2 separate regions of the Homo sapiens genome follow, and region 1 is linked to region 2. A link is an interaction called in ENCODE POLR2A ChIA-PET data of the cell type or tissue named here. Cell type or tissue: Panc1. All regions are shown on one strand. Each heading gives the region's core, and the rest is flanking DNA. Links, peaks and the distances in the headings are about the cores only.

What was found. Peaks named below come from ENCODE experiments on the same cell type or tissue, not always from the same donor. Only the 100,000 strongest peaks of a DNase experiment are listed, where the experiment ranks them.
Region 1: POLR2A ChIA-PET joins it to region 2 with 14 read pairs; 2 of 35 experiments call an interaction of 5 or more read pairs at or near these places.

Annotation. Positions count from the first base shown.
Region 1 is chr6:139,737,272-139,740,092 of GRCh38, forward strand. No RefSeq gene overlaps it. Among named protein-coding and RNA genes, the nearest start is that of FILNC1, 32 kb to the right of the region's middle. In Panc1, for the core only: no CTCF peak of the experiment used is centred there; no DNase peak of the experiment used is centred there; H3K27ac peaks cover 528 bases.
Region 2 is chr6:139,391,736-139,394,556 of GRCh38, forward strand. No RefSeq gene overlaps it. Among named protein-coding and RNA genes, the nearest start is that of CITED2, 18 kb to the left of the region's middle. In Panc1, for the core only: no CTCF peak of the experiment used is centred there; no DNase peak of the experiment used is centred there.

The DNA of each region.
Region 1 (2,821 bases), core at 226-2,725, 350 kb after region 2:
TTCTAACAACAGAATGATTGATTACATTTTGTACATCTTATGAAATCTCCATGGTATATGGGGCCAATAGAACTGATACTTATAATGATGCTTTGTCATAATGTTAATATAAAAGCTTACTTTTGGTTTCCCATGAAAGAAGCAATTCCTAAAGTAATAATGTGCTACCATTTAATTAACAATTCAGCACATTGTGCTGTGTGACATCTAGTACTGTGGGTTTAACTTTTAAAATATGCACTGTTAATTAATACCATTGCAACTATGTAAAAATTATAAATCAAAAACTTTGCAAAATAAAGACGGGAAAGAAATGCACCAATTTTTATTAACAATGACTATTAGTAGTGGGATGTATGATTTTTTTCCTTTCCTTTTTCTTCATTTTTCAAAAATGCCCAAATTACTGTATATTACTTTTAGAATGGACATATGGACATCAAGCCTGAGGGTGTTTCTTCCTTTTCTTAAAAAGAAGTCCTGTTTTCTGTTCTGTTAGTGAAGAAACATGGTCTTTGGTGACAAGAAAGCCTGAAGCATTGACTTAATAAATAGGCCTTTAATGACTTAAAAAAGTCAGAGACCCATAGATTCTCAGGGTTGAAAGGTCACTGATTTCAAGTCAGTACTGCTGATTCCAGAACAAGTAGATAATTATTTATCAAGTGCTTACTATGTATAAAGCCCCCTGTGCAACAGTTGCCCACCTGCCTTCCATTGAGAATTCCTACTCATTTGTTTTTCCAGAAAAGAAACCAGCATCACCTGCTTTACATAGACTTCCTTGACATTCATCTGTGTCCCCTATCCCCTGTTTCAGGTGATCTGGGCTAGGGCTCCTTCCGTCTGTTTCAGAGGTCAGTTATTTCAAGCTTTCTGAGGGCAAGAACTACATCCCCAGCTCCTGGCACATGGTGAACACATAGACTGTTCAATGAATAAGTGAATGAATGATTTTTTTTTTTTTGAGGCAGAATCTTGCTGTACTGCCCAGGCTGGAGTGCAGTGGCATCATCTTGGTTCACTGCAACCTCTGCCTCCCGAGTTCAAAGGATTCTCATGCCTCAGCCTCCCAAGTAGTTGGGATTACAGGCGTGTGCCACCATACCCAGCTATTTTTTTTTTATTTTTAGTAGAGATGGGGTTTCACCATGTTGTCCAGGCTAATCTTGAACTCCTGGCCTCAAGTGATTCACCTGCGTTGGCCTCCCAAAGTGCTGGGATCAGAGACGTGAGCTACTGCGCCCGGCCAAGCAAATGAATAATTTTTGGAGACAGTATTTTAGGTGTTCTGGAAAGATACAAAGTAGTGTGAGAAATAGTATTTGCTCTTAAAGATGTTATGAATAATTATAATGCAAAAAGCCAATTAACAGTGCATATTTAAAAACTAAAAAAGGACATCAATAGATGTCACATGGTTCAGTGTACTTATTAAATAAAGGGTAACATGATTAATGCTTTTGGGGTAGCGTTGTTCATCAGAAATAAAAAAATACTGAGAAAAATCAAATGGCTTAAATATACACTTTCATATGATTAAATTACTTGGTTTTATTTTATAATTTTTAATCAGCAAAGCAATACACTAATAATTATATCTTCTCCATACCCAAATATACAAAATTATTAAGAAACATCTTTCCTTTTTTTTTTTTTTTTTACAATGACTAATCTCCCAGTTGACTTGTAGTTGAACAAGGGCCAGAAAATTTAATGTCTTGCCTAAAACACTTTTCTTTTGGGTGAGATTGTGTGACTCTTAGTCTTTATTCGTTATTAGGTTATCTACGACATAAGTAAATAACAATTCTAAAAAGTTCAGCTCTTCAGATGGTTTGTGAGTGGTAGAAAAGAACTTAGATCAGTAAGCATGAATTTCCTTTTTTGTATTTTGGAATTGCATGTACTCCTGAATGGAGAGAAATAGGCCTCCTTCTCTCGTCTTCTTTTGCAAGGAGGTTTATATATTACTGCAGTGAGTAACCAAGAGGATCCTCTCATGGGTTTTTCCCTCCACTGAGTGAATGACTTGACAAATTTTCCAGGTTATGTCAATTTACCTGCAGCCTCCTGCACTACAAAGGCAGTGACACTGAGAGTATACTTTCCAACCTTTATATTGCTTTTCAATGTAAATGATGCTAATATTTTAAATTGTGATAACTTAGACAAATTAAGTGGACAAAATGTACTCTACTTGCATATGCCCTTTATTCTAAACATAGACCATAGTCTTCTGGAGCCCTGAATAAATGGTAGTAGAATTCAGATATGCAAGATCTAGAACTTGGGTTCCTTACTATAATGGGTAGAACATGACTTAGACTAAATATATCTGTCTATAAATATCTCTGAATAACATAGATGTAGGCATTTTTCATTATGCAAAAAAGAATATTTATAACACTGTCTATCAGAAACCTAGATGCTAACTCTAAACCAAGAGGAATATTGTAATTATTTAAATGCTCCCTAGGAAAATGTGTTATACGGTTTGAACAATTAGGGGAGATATCAACAAAGAAATCACTTCTAGTAGAAAATTGTAAATAATGAATTTTATTCAAACAAGCAAGACCCTGACTTACTATAAAGTAAGCATCAATTACACATACAGTTTAATATTTTATTATAACATTTGCATTAGGATGGCAGTAAGCTGGGCTCCAGAGCATTAATTCACATGGCATATTGGACTTTTGGCTACCTTGCCCCATGTCCTTCAGGGGCTCTTCAGGGTGATGATGAGATGATGTTCCTTGTCAAATCTTGGGAAAATGAGGGCTGTTTCAGTGTGTAGGAGTCTTGAAATCTCAGG
Region 2 (2,821 bases), core at 157-2,656:
TTTCCAGTATCCTCTGTTTATTACAAGGCTCTTTTAATTTCTGGAATGTACAAGTGAGGTCAGCATCACTGGAATTTTGAGGTGTGAATAGACCTATAGTCCACCCTCTGAAAGGGAGCGAAACTAGAATGGGCCATGCCCCTGAGATTAGCTATCTAGAGAAATAGCTCAAGAGTCTGTCAATACAGGTATGGCTGGGACAACAGGAGGCACCTATTTCTAATCAATGGCTGGGCTGTGAGCTTGGGGAGGCACTCTGGTTGACAACAGAGGAATGAAACTGCTTTCAAAAAGGTGCAAAGCAGCAATCAATGATCAGAATGTTAGCTACGAAAGCTGAAGTCCAGTGAGATATCTGAAGAAAGAGGCGTTAACCAAAGGCAGATGGTCAGCATGGAACCCATGTTAAGTGGAATTGAAAGAGCAAGACTTTGCTTGAGCCCAGGAGTTCAAGGCTGCAGTGAGGTATGATAGTGACACTGCACTCCAGTCTGGGCAACAGAGTGAGACCCTGTCTCTAAAAACAAATAAACAAACAAACCATGCGCGCGCACACACACACACACACACACACACACACACACACAACCCATAAAAGAACAAGACTTTGGGCCGGGCGTGGTGGCTCACGCCTGTAATCCCAACACTTTGGGAGGCCGAGGCAGGTGGATCACTAGGTCAGAAGATCGAGACCATCCTGGCTCACACGGTGACACCCCGTCTCTACTAAAAATACAAAAAATTAGTAGGGCATGGTGGCAGGCTCCTGTAGTTTCAGCTACTCGGGAGGCTGAGGCAGGAGAATGGCATGAATCCGGGAGGCGGAGCTTGCAGTGAGCCGAGATCGCGCCACTGCACTCCAGCCTGGGTGACAGAGCGAGACTCTGTCTCAAAAACAAAACAAAACAAAACAGAAAAATTAGCCAGGTGTGGTAGTGTGTGCATGTAGTCCCAGCTAGTAGGGAGGCTGAGGCAGGAAAATCGCCTGAGCCCAGGAGGTAGAGGCTGCAGTGAGCCATGATTGCACCACTGTACTCCATGCACTCCAGCCTAGGCAACAGAGTGAGATCCTGTCTCAAAAAAAAGAAAGGAAAGGAAAGTTAATTATTAATTAATTCAATTGGTTAAGAATCCTTCCCTTCCCTCCCTAAAACATAAAATGTAAGCTGTAAAAAAAGAGGTCTTTAGTGATGGCTTTTGGCTGGCATCAATTACACTGCATTCTTTACTTAACACAGCACTGTGTCTAATGACTCAGAAACAGAAAAACAGTATACCATTGGGGGAAGTAAAAGAAGGAAGAAAGGAGAGACCATACTTGCTGAATGACTGTAGGAGCCTTAGAGTATGCCATTGGCTTTCATATACATTGTCTTATTGAATCTCAACGTCAACTCTGCTCAAATGGTGTTACTATCTGAGGCCCAGAGAGGGTAAGTGATTTGACTGAAGTCACTCAGTTCCCAGGTGGCACAGCTGGGGTTTCAGGTGAAATCGACCTGACTTCAACACTGTAAGGCTTTCTATTCTTGTTTATTGCTTTTAAAAGACAGTAGAGTAGAGTAGGACTTTGGACAGAAGTTAAGCTTTTCCAAGCAAGGGTTGTGTTTTGTTTCTCCAAATCTAGAGAAACTGCTCCCAAATTCTTTAACCTTTCATCCCTCTTTTCTCCACTTTAAGGACAGGACATAATAATCAGCACTATCCTAGATGGAAAGGTGAAAAATACTCTTCTTTCCATTCTCTCTTTCCAACTTTGAATGAAATAACAGCTTTTCAAAACATATAATTAAGGAATCTTAACACAAAAATAAAACAAGACAAACTACAAAAGAAGAGGAGCAATGGATAATGGTTTCAGTGAATCCTGGGGGATGCAAATTTTCTTAGCGCTTCCTGGTAGCCAAGGCAAAGGGAGAAATATGTTGTATTATGTAGCTTTCAGTGTCCAATAAGGAAAGGACTACTAGTTTATTAGGAAAGATAAATGATTTTTTTTACTCGTAGCTGAGAGAAATTCGTCATGTGAGTTATCCTAGAAGGGCATTGAATGACATAAGTGAAAAAGTACTGGAGAACAGTTTTAATGTTACAAAAAAAAATTTTTTTTTTGGCTTGCTACAATGTCCCTTTGATGAACAACTCTAGTAGAGGGATAGATTTTTATGTTCTAGTTGCTTATTCACTGTGAAACAATAACTTTCCATATGTTGACCAAGGAAAATCTTCCCCTGAAGGTCTTCAATTGCTTCCTCCCATATTTCACCCAGGCTATTTCTGCCATAAGTTTTTTTTTTAAGTGTAGGTCTCTTTATTCTTGTCCTGCCACATTTTAGATAGAAAATTACTGTGAAGATGTTCTGTGCTGGTTTCTTGTGCTTTGTTTAAAATACACACACACACATACACCACACCATACACACACACACCCCACACCATACACACACACACACCCCACACCATACACACACACACACCCCACATACCAAACACACACACACACACACACCCCACATACCAAACACACACACACACACACACACACACAGAGCACGTATAGTTTTTTTCCATGGAGAGGAGGGAGAGGAGGTTTTCATAATGTTTCACACTTTAAAAAAATCTCCTCCAATACCTACTTACAAAACAGCCATAGTGCAAGTCATCTTAGTGTTAGCCATTAAACCTTATCTCTTACATCTGACCTATGATCCATGTATGTATTTGTTTTCTCCCCTTTTTATACTTCCAGATTGAACCATTCACAAGTGTTCCTCTCTCTGTGTGTTTCTTTTTTTCTTTCTTTCTTTCTTTTCTTTTCTTT